Linked DNA regions of Mus musculus: region 2 is linked to region 1. The links are chromatin loops, found by intact Hi-C in ENCODE. Cell type or tissue: heart. All regions are shown on one strand.

Region 1 (8,000 bases):
GCCCCTGGGAGCCAGGTCTTCCTCCAGCCTCTCAGCTCCGCCACAGTGGTACCCAGGAGTCCTGTGCTCTTTCCATCCCCCAATACCTTACCTCCGTCTGCTCTGGAGGAGCCCAGCGAGGTCCGAACCCAATTGGTGTGTTCTAGTGAACAGGGGACAGAATCTGAGCAGAGGCTGGAGAACACAGACACCCCAGAGGATAGCTCCAGTCCGCTCCCGTGGAGTCCCAACTCTTTGTTTGCTGGCATGGAGCTGGTGGCTTGCCCCCGCCTGCCTTGCCACAGCTCGCAGGACCTCCAGACAGATTTACAGAAGGTGACCACAGAAGCTCCGGTTTCAGAGCCATCAGCTTTTGCATTTTTAAACATGTGACTTTCTGGGCCCAGCTGTACAGCGTCCCCTCTGGTCCTCATATAAAAGGCCCCAGGACCTTATGGTCTCCTGTCCTCGTGTTCACCAAGGAGCCATCCTTTGGTGTCCTCTGGCTGTCCCTTCGCCCTCTGGCCCCTTCCTTTCAACTAGGAAACTGGTACAGCGGCCTTTGAGCCAGGTGAGCCCTGGATGGGCCTCCCAGTGCTCAGAACAGTCACTGAAGAAGGGATCTGGGCCCTTAGTGCTGACCAGCCAACATGGAGGTGTGGAAAATACAGTCAACTGGTGCCTCAGAAGATGTCCGCACACCCATTGCTTCTTGGGAATTGACTCTGAGACTGGCTTCTCTCTTCCTCCCAGCAAGACCCACACAGACCTTCTTAGCGGTCTGTCCATAGCTGGAGACCACCTTGTACATCTGCAGGGCAGGACGTCCCCAGGGCTGTCGACCACAGCCCCTCCGCCCCATGCTGCTCTGTCCCTAGGAGGCTGAACACTGACTACAACTCCCACCCCCAACTCCCAGGCTACCTCAGTCCCAGTTGGACCTGTCCCATTGCTAGGTGCTGGCAATGATTGTATGGACTTGAATTCCTATGGTGACAGCTGGCCAGTAGCAAGGCTGCCGGGCTGACCTTGGGTACCCTGGGCAAGCCCTGTGGGCCTGACCCTCAGAAATGAGCACTTGAGAGGGTTGGAAACACCAACTTGGCTCACAGTTAGGTTCTGATCTCTGGTCCTTCCTCTGGGAGGTCAAAGTAGCTGGGAGCCACAGCCTTGAGGATAGGGGGGCTGGGCGGGTACCTTTGGTTCTCAGAGTTTCCTCAGACAAGTGCCCTGTGGCCGTTTCCAGTGTCAGTCACTGTAGGGCCCAGCGCTGGATGCCAGCTTGCCACAGTTTTCTGTAGGACACGGGAGAGAGTCGTCCCATCTCAGAAGAACCTGTGGAGATGCAATGTGCACTTTCTCAATAAACACATGTTTACACTGCTTGTGCCACTTGGGCTGGTTGATTTTGTGCTAAGATTTTATTTATATGATACATTGTCTCCGTCTTCAGCCACACCAGAGGAGAGCATCAGATCCCATTACAGATGGTTGTGAGCCACCACGTGGTCGCTGGGACCTGAACTCAGGAGAGCAGTCAGTGCTCTTAACCATTTAGCCATCTCTCCAGCCCCTATTATTATTATTATTATTACTATTATTATCATCATCAATACCTTAAGGGCTTGTTTTCCCGAGTAGAGCAGGTGCTTCCCCTCGAGTGTTTGGTGGACCCTCTCAGCGGTGCTGCCTTGCCCTCCCCGTCAACGGGCCAGGAGGGCATTCTGAACAGAAATTGTGGCTACACTGCTCCAGGGTGAGCGGAGAACATGGCTAGAGAGGGGCTGTCCCAAACCCCACCAGAGTCTCCGCAGGTGTTCAGTTGTGTCAAACGTGGGGCCTTGTGTGTACTGGTAAGTGCGGGACCCCTGGGGCTGTACTCCCAGCTCAGTTTGTATACAGTGGTGAATTGACATTAAAGTTTACAGGAAAAAAAAAAAGAGATCAGAACAGTCAAGATGATCTTACAACTCCTATGGTGTGGCTTTTCAAACTGGGAATTGTTCTGTGGACCCCAGGGACAGAAACATTTTCACTGCTGAGTCAAGGGTTGGAGGAGCAGGGAAACGCTCATGGCGGGTGTACCACTGAAGAGTGGCCTTTTCCCTGGTAACTGTTGGTGATGTCTGGGGTGGGGGGTGGCACTTAGAACCCCTCCTCTCCTGCCATGCCCAGAGGTCAGGGTTCACCACAGCTGTGCTAGCCAAGGCTGGTATCGTCGGGGTCTACACAAGTGGTGGTCAGCGACAGCGTCCACATCTCGTAGGTAGAACCTCACAAGCCTAGGTTCCTGAGCCACGCCCTTGGTCGGGGGCGTTTTCTTTATCTGCAGTAGTTCAGTGAGGAGGTAGTAGCCGTCAATGGTGTTGGAGCTAGCAATGTGTAAAAAACTGAAAACATCTTGGCCCATACCTCACACTTCACACAAAAATTTAAAGTGAACCATAACCTAAGAATCAGAAACACCTGATGGTGGTATGCCCCTTTAATCCCAGCACTCAGGAGGCAGAGGTGGCTCGCCATGAAGCTGAAGCCAGCCTTGTCTACATAGGGAGCTCTAGGCCGTCCAGGTCTACATACTAAGACCCTGTGTTGGGGAAGAAACCTTATTAAAGGGAAAAGGCTTTAATGTCATAGTTAAGGGAATGGAAAGTCGAGCCAAACACTGAGAGACTTTTCAGGTGACGTCTCTCGCAGACTCACGTGAAAACCTCGCTGAGAACACAGGATCGATGGCATAGCTAGGCTGGTGAAGGCATTTTTACCACACAGTCTGACAACCAGAGTACAATCCCTGGGACCCACATGGTAGAAAAAGAAAACTGATTCATGAAGGTTATCCTTACCTCTACATGTTTGCTGTGGCGTGAGTGTACACACACACACACACACACGCACACACCCAAAGTTTAAAGCTCAAAACTAGAAAATCACCCAAATTACAGAGTGGGTAAATGATCTGACAGACATGAAGGGAGACGAATGCAGGGATGGCAGATGAGCCGTGTGATGTGCAAACCACTCACCTGGCCAGGAGAACAGCTAGCGAAGGGGCAGCTTTGGGTTACAAGAGTCCAGCTTGGGTGCTGGGGAGATGGCTCAGCTGTTAAGAACACTGGCTGTTCTCCCAGAGGTCCTGAGTTCAATTCCCAGCAACTACATGGTAGCTCATCTGTAATGGGATTGATGCCCTCTTTTGGTGTGTCTGAAGACAGCTACAGTGTATTCACACACACACCCCAACCATTCACCTATTAACGTCACTGAGAGAACAGGACCCAAACACTCCAAGAGCGGAAGGAACAGACACCAACTGGGACATTGTCTGGACAGTAACTAGAAAACATTCTGGCAGTTTCTTAAATAGCACTGATTTCTGCCCTAAGAATTTGCAGAAGATGGGAAAACCTGGGCTTACACAAAAGCCAGCAAGTGAGTGTCTACAGCTGCTTCCATCGTGTGAACTCTCGCTTGGAATAGTTGCTTCCTGGGGCATTCTAAGAGTCAGGTGACATGTTGGCTAGGACAGCAGAATGAATCCTCCAGCTTTGGGGTGGTTGGGGTGGGGATTTAGGAAGACACTCTGTGCCATCTTGTCTCTGACTTTCCTCAAGAGACAAAACAAAGGGTCCCAGCCAGCTGGTGCCTGAAGCAGCTGGGATTAAACAAGGAATGGCTCTGTAGGGTGTGGCGGAAGGGTGACTAAGTCTGAATGGGTGTTTACCCGACACCAAAGGATGTGAATTTTGATATGTATAAACCAAATCTTTCTCTTAATTTTAAAAAAGAAGCCACCGTGAGCGCATGCCTTTAATCCCAGCACTTGGGAGGCAGAGGCAGGTGGATCTCTTGAGTTCAAGGCCAGCCTGGTATACAGAGTGAGTTCCAGGACAGCCAAAGCTGCACAGAGAAACCCTGTCTCGAAAAAACAAAACAAAACAAAACACAAAACAAACAAACAAAAAAGGAAGCCACCATCAGTGTTTAAAAGCACCTACTATGCTGAGTGGTGGTGGTACACACCTTTAATCCCAGCACTTGGGAGGCAGAGGCAGGTGGATCTGTGAGTTCAAGACCAACCTGGTCTACAGAGGGAGTTCCAGGACAACCAAGGCTACATAGAAAACCCTGTCTCAAAAAAAAAAAAAAAACCAAAAAAACAAACAAACAAAAAAAAGCACTTGTATAGGACCGGGTTTTAGTTCCCAGCACCCACATGGCATCCTACAACCATCCATAACTCCAGTTTCAGGAGATCCAGCACCCTCAACATGATGCAGAAACTTACACATAATAAATCTTAGAAAGAAAAGATGAAAGCCAGGTGTGGCGGCACTTTGCCCGTAATTCCAGATTTAGGAGGGGAAAAAAGCAAAGGATCAGGAATTCCACGTCATTCTCAGCTATATAGTGTGTTCGAGGACAGCCTGGGCTACGTGGTATATGAGATGCTTTCTTAGTGCAAAAGTGGCTGAGGTTCAATGGCAGAGTCCTTATTTAGCACATGCAAGGCCCTGGACCACCATCCTAACTTACCACACACACACACACACACACACACACACACACACACACACACACGCACGCACGCACACACGCACTCACACGCACGCACACGCGCTTGTTCATAAGATTAATATGCGGATAATTTTTAAAGCATTTGAGTTTATAACATTGTTATTTAATGTAACTTCTGTTGGAGAGGCCATCTGAGCTTGTGGGTCCCGAGCCCTTTGGCAGACAGGAAAGACCACATCTATACACTTGGAGACTCCGACAGTGTCTTTGAAAGCAGTTAGGAAAGATTGGGGATAGGAGGCATCATTGCGCGGTCCTGCCAAGGCACCGGAGAGGCCCAGGGCTGCGCGGGGGCCTCAGAGGGTGCCGGGACCCGCAGGCTCCGCCTCCTTAAAGCCCCGCCCCTCTGCCTGCCCCACTCCACTTTGGCTTTCGGCAGCTCCTCCCACTCCGGGACTTACAGGACAGCCTAACGGCCCAATGAACTACCCGAAGATCAGGGCGGGCGTCCGGAGAGCCAATCCCTGAGCGGCGCGCGCTGCAAAGGCGGGCCGGCGTGACGGACAGCGGAGGAGGCACCAGGCTGGTTGCTAGCCGCCGCCGCCGCCGCTCGCCCCTGCGGACAGCGTTTTATTGTCACCCACGGCGGAGGCCGCGCCAGCCCCGTGGGGCCCCGGGTGGCTCTGCAGCCGCGCCCGCCAGGCCGAGCCCACGGGCCCTGCGCCCCAGGCTAGGTCCGCGCAGGTGAGGGGCGTCTCGCGGTGAAGGGTCGGGCCCTGCAGCGAGGTCGGCCTGTGCCCAGTACCCCCAGCCCCGGAAGGTCGCCGTGGGCTCCATTCGGGCGGCCCGGAACCCCTGCCTTAAACCTCAAGAGACCTAGGGGATGCGGGTCGCCCGCGGAGGAGCACAGCAGTGCGCTGCTCAAGGGCTCTGCCTCTGCGAGTCAGCTGGCCCCCGAGGGAGCAGGCTCCTGCCCCTCCGGCTCCTGCGGGAGGCGCGGTTTTGTCCAGGGTGAGGCTGGCCTCCCCAGCCTCCGGCCATCTGGCTTATAGATTTCCATGGAGAGGCTATGTTTACCGCCCAGAACCTCACTGGCTGCACGTGGTGCTGGGAAAGCTATGTCCACCAGACTTAGGAGCTTAGGATCCACCAAGGTGTAGCCAGTGCCAAGAAGGGCAAGGTATTAGGTTTCACCTACACAACCAGAAATGTGTAACGGGGACACTGGCCGGACTGATGGCAAAGCAGCCTCAGAGTAGGGACACTGCCCCCTACTACACACATCTGGATGTCAGTACCAAGGCAGCTTGACTTTGGACCATGGTGAGTGTATGCTCCTGGCTCCCTGACTCTGAAAGGGGATTGTAATCACTTAGCAGTTGTCCCATGTCCCATCTCCCAGGTCTCAGGACCTCAGTGCCCTCCACACATCAGGACCTAAGACTGTGTGGTCCCTGTCCTCTCAAGGGAGTCCTAGAGAAAGCAAAACAGTTGGTAGAAGAAAAGCTGATGGTGCTGTGGAGGCAGGGGGATTGCAGATGCAGTGGTGTGCTAGGATGCACTGCCAAGATTTGAGGAACAGCAGGGAGGGAGGCAGGCTTAGTTAATGCACAATGAAGTGCTTATAGAAAACAGGGTCAGAGCTGGACTTCTCAGGTACTCAGATTTACTCTGCCATCCTGAGAAGCCATTTCCCCTGTGGGTATAACCTGAGCTGAGAGCAGTGTGGAAGTATTGGGTGATGTGAGCACGGGCCCTGGCCGGATAGCCTGCTGTACTTGTGCAAAGCTCAGGGATGGAGAGGGTGTATAAAGGAGAGAGTCTGGGGCAGAGTTCAGGGCGTCTTGGGCTTTCAGGGATGAGAAGAGCCAGTGGGAGACTGCAAGAGAGAGCACCCTGCAAGGGAGGTATCAGGGTGCCTCTGAAACAAGAGAACAGCTGCCAGGTCCCCGGAGTTCATGGATGCTCTGTGGTGACGCAGGGACTTGGGAGTCCACATCCTACTAGGGTAGCTTGAAGCTGTTGCAGGATCTCCAGGATCCAACCTCAAAGCCACATGTACCTCAGGATAGCCCAGGAAGATGCACTTTTTTTTTAATGTAGAGAATGTCCTAGGGCTGGGGTGAATGGCAGAGCCAGGCTCACAGCCACCACTGCCTGCTGCTAGCACCCTCTGGGATCGCTGACCCCCAGCTACTCACAGCTCACCATTTAGAGCCCAGCGTAGGGTTTAGAACAATCTTGTCTTCTCGTGCTCCTGGCAGAGCTCCTCCATCCCCAGTGGTGGCTTCTGAGAGTTTTGGTGGCAGGTAGACCCACACGTCCAGAGTGAGTGGAGATTGTGAGTGCAAGGGGTGAGATTCCTCCATGGTATCTTGTCTCCCCCACCTCGTTCTCCCACTTCCCTTCCTCTACCAACTCCTCTTCCTTTTTTTTTTTTTTTTTTTGGTTTTTTTCTTGAGACAGGGTTTCTCTGTATGGCCCTGGCTGTCCTGGAACTCACTTGGTAGACCAGGCTGGCCTTGAACTCAGAAATCTGCCTGCCTCTGCCTCCCAAGTGCTGGGATTAAAGGCGTGCGCCACCACCGCCCGGCTCTTTGTTTCTTGAGACAGGGTTTCTCTATGTAGCCCTGGCTGTCCTAGAACTCCCTCTGTAGACCAGGATGGCCTCAGAACTCAAGAGATCTGCCTGCCTCTGCCTCCCAAGTGCTGGGATTAAAAGTGAGCCAGTACTGCCCATGAGAAGGGCCGGGGGGGAGGGGTGGCTGCCCACAGCCCAGGGCCTGTCCCTCTGTCGCTATTGAATACTTGGATACAGTTCAAGAAGAGTAAAAGGCACAAATAAGCCAGGTGTTTTTGCACATCTTTAATGCCAGCACTCCGGAGACAGAGAGGTAGGTAGATCTCTGTGAGTTTTGAGCCAGCCTGGTCTATAGAGTGAGTTCCAGACAGGATAGCCAGGTCTGTACAATGAAACCCTAAAACCCTGTCTTGAAAAAAAAAATATATATATATATATATATATTTAAATCTATGTGTGTATATGTCTGTATACCAACAGAGGCCAAAAGAGAGTGTCAGATCCCCTGGAGCTGGAGTTACAGGCAGTTGTGGGCCACTGCTATGGGTACTAGGAACCAAGTCCTGTCCCTCTAGAAGAGCAGCAAACACCCTTAACTACTTGGTTATCTCTCTAAGCTTCATTCCCATCTCATGTAGCCCAGGATGGCCTTGAATGCACTATCTATCTGAGAACGGTCTTGAGTCTGGTCCTTCTGCCTCCACCTTCTGAGTTCCAGGATTGCACACATACACTGCCACACCTAGTTTATACCATGCTGAAGACTGGACGGAGCTGTATCCTCAGCCCTGCGGTGTCTTATTGCGTCTCTCATTTCCTTTTCAGGGTTAGCCTGGTCCACCATGAAAGGTTCACGGACCATCACTGCCACTCCTGAAGGCAGTCCAGAAGCTGTGGACTTGAGTCTGATTGGCCTCCCTCC
Region 2 (8,000 bases), 180 kb after region 1:
TCTGTCACTTAGAAGCAGTTTCTAGAGGTTGGTTTTTTTGTTTTGATTTGATTCCAAGGGGCCTTCTAACTAGCCAGGAACCCTTTATCCCAGGGTTCTCTGTACAGTCAGCTGCCCTAATCGGGCTCAGCCACTGACTTTGATGGTTAGCTGTCATATCTTAGTCTCCAATGCTCTGTGGGCCAACTGGCCCCATAAAATCGCAGTAATGGTACCCTGTCCCTGTGGTCAACATGACTATAAAGGGCAGTACTGGGGCAGAACTTACTAGAAGGCTGGAGCTTCCGACCTGTGTGGTTCTCATGCCCTAACCAAGGGCATGTTCAGGGGTGTGGGACAGAGGTCTTGTGCAGGTCCAGGGTATCTCTGGCTGGTTTGGGACTTGCTATGCAGACCAAGATGGCCTTGAAATCACCCACTTTCTCTGTCCACTCTTGTCTACTCCGTGCTAGGATGCCCTGACATCCCAGAGTCACTAACTGAGGCCCAGTCTGTCAAGCAACAGCCCACAGTACCCAGTGCCTTGCTGGCTGCAACCATTTAGCTAGGAGTATTTATTGCCCAGGGAGGGTTCTGTTTCTACCATAACACTCTGGAAGCGCTTCCACACATTCTTCCTAGTTCTCTGCCAATACAGAGCTGGAAATGTCTGAATTCTTTCCGTCTGTAAGCCAGGATTTGGCAACTATGGCCCGTGAGTCAAACCGGTTTGATCTCCCCTCTCCTTTTTATACAGCCTACAAGCTAAGAATAAATATGGTTTTAAAATTTACTTACTTATTTTAAAGATATTTTCCTCTCTCTGTAGCCCTGGCTGTCCTAGAACTCACTCTGTAGACCAAGCTGGCCTTGAACTCCCAGAGATCTGCTTCCCTTTGCCTCCCTTTGCTGGGATTAAAGATGTGAGCCATCATGCCCAGTAAGTTTTCTGTATTTTAAAAGGATTCTCTCTCTTTCTCTCTCTCTCTGTCTGTCTCTGTGTCTCTTTCTCTGTCTCTCTGTCTCTCTCTCTCTGTGTGTGTGTGTGTGTGTGTGTGTGTGTGTGTGTGTGTGTGTGTGTGTGTGTCTGTTATGGCTTATTTATTTATTTATTTATTTTGGTTTTTTGAGGCAGGGTTTCTCTGTATAGCCCTGGCTGTCCTGGAACTCACTTTGTAGACCAGGCTGGCCTCGAACTCAGAAATCTGCCTGCCACCATGCTCGGCTGTTATGGCTAATTTTACGTCAACTTGATATAAGCCAGAGTCACCTGAAAGGAGGGAATCTCAGTTGAGAAAATGCTTCCATAAGATCCAGCTGTAGAGCCGGGCATGGTGGCTCACACCTTTAATCCCAGCACTTGGGAGGCAGAGGCAGGCAGATTTCTGAGTTTGAGGCCAGCCTGGTCTACAAAGTGAGTTCCAGGACAGCCAGGGCTATACAGAGAAACCCTGTCTTGAAAAAAACAAAAACAAACAAACAAAAAAGATCCAGCTGTAAGGTATTTTTCTTATTTAGTGACTGACTTGGGAGGGCCCAGCCCATTGTGGCTGGTGCCATCCCTGGGCTGGTGGTCCTGAGCTTTATAAGAGAGAAGGCTGAGCAAGCCATGAGGAGCAAGCTAGTAAGCAGCACCCCTCCATGGCCTCTGCATCAGCTCCTGCCTCCTGTCTAAGTCCCTGTCCTGATTTCCTTTGATGACAGACCATGTGGAAGTGTAAGCCAAATACAATAAACCCTTTCCTTCCCAGCTTGCTTTTGGTCATGGTGTTTCATCACAGCAATGGTGACCCAGCACACACTGGTAGAGGACTGGGACAGGAAAGGGGGAGAGGACAGAAACCTTGTGTGTTCTTAGAGCATGAAATCTTTTGTGTTTGTTCCTTTTTATTTCAGGCAGGCCTTAAACTCTCGACCCTCTACCTGCAGGCTTCTGATTGCTGAGATTCTGCGTGCCGGTGCCATGACAGCCATCTTGCTTTAGTCCTTTAGAGGAACTGTCCCAATACCCATTCCGAGCCATCTGCCATGTCACATGTGCCTGACCCCTAGGATTTAACTATAGGCCTCATGTCAACAAAAGGTGGCCATGGAGGTCCTCAAGGCGGACTCCTCTGAACCTGCCACATGCAGGGTCATAAAAAGATCCCTAACATGGGTCTCCAGCTCTCTTGGCCAAGCCCCTCTGGTTGGAGAGGGGTCATGTGATTTGGGAGGTCCAATGTCATAAGTCCAGTCCTCTCCAGAGTTCAGGGTTCCTGTCTTTCCATCAACGTCCTCCGGTGCTAGGGACAGGACCCAGGGTCTCTGTGTTAGGCAAGTGCTCTACCACTGTGTTACACCCCAAACCAGGATCCTAACCTATGGGAAGGAATTCTGTGGCCAGGTACAAGTTGAGTCATCAGTCACCTTGTATGCATCAGAGCAAAGGCTCTGACCGCTGTGGTGTTGGTCCTATAGCTGTGAGACAGGAGTGACCCCTCAGAGAGGTCAAGGAGTACTGTCCTTCTTACAGCTGAGGACCTGGTGACTGCTGTGAATGCCCCAGTGCAGTGATGGGTCCTCTGCTATGGTCACCCTGCTGCAGCTATTTGGACTCCATGTTAAGTGGCCCTTTATCATCACCAGCCAGTGGGAAGCAGCTTCCTTAGGCAACGCCCACATGTCATCAGCATCCCGCAGCAAGAAGCCCAGTAGCATAATCAAGCCCACCGCCAAGGTCGGACTGTACTGCAGTCTCGTAGAACTGCTTCTGTGCTGACACTCATGCACCGTCTCAGAAAGAGCCAGAAGCTGTACTGGTCACCTGTGCAGAAAACTGTGACACTAGGGCCAGAGACCTGCAACCACCAAAGCGTGTGCGTGCAGGAACTCAAGGAACACATAAGCAGCAAGTGCCAAGAAAGAGACCTTGGGAAGCTGCTGAGTGCCTGGGAGAACGCTGTGCCCCCACGGGGAGCCAAGCGTGTGGCTGAAGGATAGCTGCAGGACTACCCGGGGAGAGGTGCTGGCCGGACACAAGACTCAGAAACAACACTCTGCAAAAAAGGCTGAGGATCTGTAAAAAGAGTCCACTGGGAACTGCAGTGCTAGAGAAAAGAGGGTGCTGGGCCCCAAAAGGAGGTCTGGGGCTAGGGAGTGAAATTCTGACCCCCCTCCCTCAGGCGGAAAGAGACATAGAGGAAGCCCCCTTCTGCCTCCAGGGCTTCCTGCAGTTCCAGCGCCCTCTGCTGACGGAGCTCAACCTTGCACTCACCCGAAGTTTTTCCAGAGCCCAGCTATACAAAGCTGACTCAGGAGGGAGTAAGTGAATTATTAGGACCACCATGTGTCCAGGTTACAGACGCTGACAAGTTCCTTTCTGGGACCTCTGTATGCTTGTTCTTGAAACTCAGTCATCAGGCCAAAAGGGGCCACATAGCCTGGAAAAGAAGCCAGTCAGGACTAGTTATGGTTTGCATGTGAAGTGTCCCCCACAATACTCCCTAGCTGTGCAATTTGGGGAGGGTGTGGGAACTTTAGAAAGTGGAGCTAGGTTGGAGGAAGGGTGCTGGTGACTGCCTTTGAAGGTTACACCTGGTCTAGTCCTCCATCTTGGCTTACTATCCACTATTGTGTGAGCAGGCTCCCCTTCTTCAGCTCCTGCTGCCATGAGGCTGCTCTGCCTCACCACAGGAAATCCTTCTTTAGATTGCCTCTGACAGCCATTTTATCTCCGTCACAAGACAAGCAAGGAATCTGGAACTTATGGTGGTGTGTGCCAGCTCTGACCAGGTGTGCCACCACAGCTGAGGTCAGCAGGGCAGGAGTGAGCCTCCTGACAAGTACCACACAACCCAACTGTGAGGTGAGTGTGTGTGTGTGTTTTCATCAAGTGCCACTATGTACATGTAGAGGTCAGAGGACAACCTTGGGTCGTCTTTCCTTCACCTTGTTTGAGGCAGCATCTTCTGCTTGTTACGCCCACCAGGCTAGCTGCTCCTGGGCTTCTAGAAGTCTTCCTGTTGGTTCCGCCCATCTCTCTTTGGGGTGCTGGGATTAGCGATGCCTCCTGTGCTGGCTTTTACATGGGTTTAGGGGATCTGGATTCAGGTGGTCAGGCTTGCAGGACATGTGCTTCACCTCTGGGTCATCTCCCAAGCCTGCCCTTGAGATACTTTGTGTCTGGCCCGTTGGCCCCAGCTGGCTTTTAAAAAAAAAAAAAGATCACCCTCTGCACTTAATCATTCACAGTGAGCAGAGCCCGCCCAGTCCCGTTTGTCCTGCCTGCTGCTCAAAGCTTAACATCTTTCCTGCAACTGAACCCACCCTGCCTACCCCAGGTCCCTGAGGAATCAGGAACCCACTTGGATGACAACATCTCCCACCTTCGTCTCTGGTCTACAAGGTTCCTCACAGACAAGCTTCTGGCGTCCTTTGGGAAAGGTGAGCTGCCATGATGTCATACGCATGGCCCCAGGAGGCTCAACTGTTTGAACACGCATTCCCTTCTTGGTGGCAAAAAGTAGGTCACTAGTGACCGACCTTTGGGGGTTAATGGTTCTGATATCTCTATGGTCCATCCCTCTGCCTCCCACTCCTGCTGCTGTGGCCAGAGCCTCCCGAAACAGTTAGCCTACGCCAGCCTCTCCTGCTTTACGTTGGTCCTGATAGGTTTTGTTTTAAAGATGCAAAAGGCACAAATATAGTTGCTCCCTGGGGAGAGAAGCAAGGTACGGAGCGGCTTCCTCCTGGGGCTTGACTTTAGTGCACCTCTCTTCCAGAGAACTCCCCTTCCAACCTGTTTGTTTTTTCCTTTGTGTTATGCTAAGGAACTAACACATCTCAGTGGAAACACTGTAGCACAGACCTCGACAAGCAAACTGCCCGGACTTTTCACATATAGGCAAGCCAGTGCTGGAGCTCAGGGCTCGGGGTGTGTGCCAGCTGCACAAATGCAGAGAGCCAGGGCTATGCTTCTGTGGCCTGAGTCCATCTCCTTGATATCCAGCCAGAAAGCAAAACCTCGAGTGTGTGTCTGATGTTTGTGACAGGACTTAGCTGGTTCTCATTTCTGTCAGGTCTGAGGGTGATGCCGTCACAGGTATGGCCTGCAAGCACGGTGTCTGTGCCGAGGGGTTTGGGGGTTCAGGAGTGATGGGGCCAGGCTCAGCCCCTCAGTCTCTTTGCCCTGATGCTTTCCCGTTGGTTTTCTGCTCCAGCTCCTGCACAGATGACCTGCAGAGGCTGAGAATTCAGTTTGCCCTGTAATCCTGCACCCTGCAGGGTACAGCTTGCTTGTGATCTGCAGGCACAGCAGCCCGGCCACAGGAAACTTGGTTACCTCTTCTAGCAGCCCCATGTGTTTCCTGGTTTTCTCACTCTGCCTTGAACTGAGAATTTAAAATCCCTTGTATGCCATTCTAAAAATGCAATCTTCCTGGTGCTGGCAGACACCAGCATCCTACCCCACAGCCCCAAGCTCTCCCCTGGTGCAGCTCTGAGCCTGTTCCTTGGTTGCCTGACTCTGCTTTCCAGAAAGACTATTCCGGGCAGTGACCAGGGTTTAACCAGGCAGGGTTGGAAGCATCTGTCCTGTCACAGAGCCCTGGGGTCAGAAGCACCAAAATCGTTGAAAGAGTCAGAGGAATAAAGAGGGCAGATTTCTCTACAAGCTCTGTGGGAGGCCACACCAGGCTTTCCCTGGCTTCTGAAGGCGACATGTTGTGATCCTCCCTCGGCTGCTTGGCTGGCAGAACATCACCCGATCTCTGCTTCCACCTTCACACTGCATCTCCCACTGTCTGTGTCCAAATCCTCTTTATAAAGAATCATCACTTTGGATTAAGGCTTGCCTCAACCCAACTGTACCTACAACGGCCCTGTTCCAAAGAAGGACACATTCTGAGGCCAAAACAGCAACATGAGGCTTTTTGTTGGGGGTGACACACACACGTGCCTGGTGTCCACAAAACCAGGATAGGGTATTGGTTTCTGGAACTGGAGTTAAAGATGGTCATGAGCCACCACTGGGTACACCTCTCTCTGTTAGAGGAGCCAGGTGTAAACCACCTCTCCGGTCATCAGCGTGAGTTCTGGGGGAAACAACTCAATCCACACTGCACAGAGCCTTTGGTGCGTTGGGTAACCAGTGCTGGGTTCTGTGTGAGGCTGTTTCTGGAACTAGACTGAGCCAACCGAGGCATCCTTACTGGCTTGGATATTTCACCTAAAGGATATTTAGTGCTGAGAACCACATGTCTCAAAATCACCGAAGGGTTGGAGGAACGGAGGCTGGGGAGTCCCATCCCTGGGTCTCTGCACAGCATCTTCTGCAGCAGCCCTGAGAACACACAGAGGCCATAGATGCAGGCCTGCTGACCTAGTTATCAAGAAGGGGCACAGCTGTCAATCAATGTGCACTGAGGGGTGAGGTGCAAGCTGCCCACAAGGCAGGTTGCAGGTGGGTAATAGGTGGATGTGCAAAAGGATGAAGACTGCCTATGGGTCCGCAGGTGGGGTGTGAGAAGGCCTGTGCACTGTCTCCCCTTGAGCCAGCCTTCTACTGAGTGAAAGAAGGCCAGCCTAAAACAGTGACAAGAACTATTCCTTTCCCATTTCCAGAAAGTTTCTTATAGGGAATCTAACTTGGATCTCTTCCGTGGCTTTCAGCTTTGCAACACCAGGTAGCAGCGGGGCTGACACAGTGCCGAGCCACTCACAGGCAGTCTGCAGTGGGGGATACAAGAGAGTGAGTGATCGATCAGGGAGGTGGTGTTGGGATAGCTGGAGTGTAAGTGTGATCCCTGTGTGTTGCTGGCACTGAGATGTTCCCAACCTTTACCAGGGAGCAAGAACTGGCAGACACAGGAGTCACTTTCCTCCTTCATGTCACTCTTGTGACTGTGCCAGCTTCTCTGGGCCAGCTTCCATCTAGGGTTGGAAAGCAGGAAAGAGACGAAAGGCAGCTCACCTTTGCAGGCCTCGTTGGCACAACCAGAACAGGGCTCTGGATGGCCCAGCTGAGGCCAACAATCTACCCAAGTCAGGAATGACAGCCTTGTCATGGGAGGTCTACCCAAGCCAATTTCAGGGTCCAAAGGCCAGAAGCTTATGGCTACGCTGGTGAAGCTGGGAGAGATTGGGCTCTTGTCTTAAACAAGTATGTCATCTGGGTGTGTGACTCTCACATGTGTAAGCTGATGCCAGGGAGCATAAAGTGGGAGCCGCGGCTGTGCGTTACACACATACTATGTGGTGAGCTACTGGCAGAATGTAGGCAGGCTGTAGGTGAGTTATAGGGGGAGGTGCAGGAGGGCTGTGCAATGGATCCAGTGGTCCTGGGGCCCTCAGAGCTCAGACACAGGTAGCAGAAAATATGAGACAAGCCCAAGAAGGAATACTGTGGAGTCAGTAAGAAGACAGCAAATCCCAGAGATAGGGCCTGAGCTCAGGGGTTGGTGCTGACCAGTCAGGGCTGCAGACACCTGCTTGCTTTCAAGCAGGCCTGGATCGCCAGCAACGAGGGATACCTTGCACGTATGTTGCTAGACCTTCTAGAGGAAATTCTGAGGGGAGGAAGGCTGCTCTGAGGGAGCTCAGGGGTGGGGCGGGGCAGAAGAAAGTACTTGTCTCCCTCTCTCTCCCTCCCTCTCACATCTTTGAAGGATTGAGAACAGGAGCCCCTTTCTTCTGGGATGTTATGTTAATGTGGGTAGTGGCAATCCCTACTGCAACCACACAGTGGTGCTGTAGGACAGGCAGCTGATGAACTGCTGTGTAACCTCCATGCTGAGGCTCCTGTCACAGATGTGCCTAGATATGGGCAGTTTATTCATTCGCCCCTCACTCTTATGCTCAGCAGATGGCTGGCTTGTTTATTAGCTCATTCTCTCCCCACTCAGGCATTATCCACTGGTAGCTCACTCACTGGTTCATTTAGTACCTACCATCCATGGTCCTGCTCTGGCTTGTGGGGTGGTGATGGGGGGCACGGGCAAGGTGATGAGCAGTAAGGTAGGGGGATTCTGGGGATAGTTGTT

Evidence for each region. Peaks named below come from ENCODE experiments on the same cell type or tissue, not always from the same donor. Only the 100,000 strongest peaks of a DNase experiment are listed, where the experiment ranks them.
Region 2: it touches region 1 in a loop (2.4-fold over the local background); 5 of 42 quality-filtered maps call a loop at or near these places.

The regions. Positions count from the first base shown.
Region 1 is chr11:120,083,893-120,091,892 of GRCm38, reverse strand. Cep131 (centrosomal protein 131) reads left to right here and starts at 5,066. Exons shown (of 26, transcript NM_009734.3): 1 at 5,066-5,241; 2 at 7,904-8,000. The coding sequence starts at 7,921. It overlaps Tepsin (TEPSIN, adaptor related protein complex 4 accessory protein), which reads left to right. Exons shown (of 13, transcript NM_183137.2): 13 at 1-1,371. The coding sequence ends at 372. In heart, no CTCF peak of the experiment used is centred here; DNase peaks (open chromatin) are centred at 4,962 and 5,412; H3K4me3 peaks cover 2,046 bases; H3K27ac peaks cover 1,765 bases.
Region 2 is chr11:119,904,844-119,912,843 of GRCm38, reverse strand. Gm39485 (a long non-coding RNA gene) reads left to right here. Exons shown (of 3, transcript XR_003949830.1): 2 at 1,876-3,826; 3 at 4,302-6,148. Among named protein-coding and RNA genes, the nearest start is that of Chmp6, 5.0 kb to the left of the region's middle. In heart, CTCF peaks have their summits at 3,211 (motif pointing left) and 7,700; a DNase peak (open chromatin) is centred at 3,183; H3K4me3 peaks cover 560 bases; H3K27ac peaks cover 1,062 bases; H3K27me3 peaks cover 2,319 bases.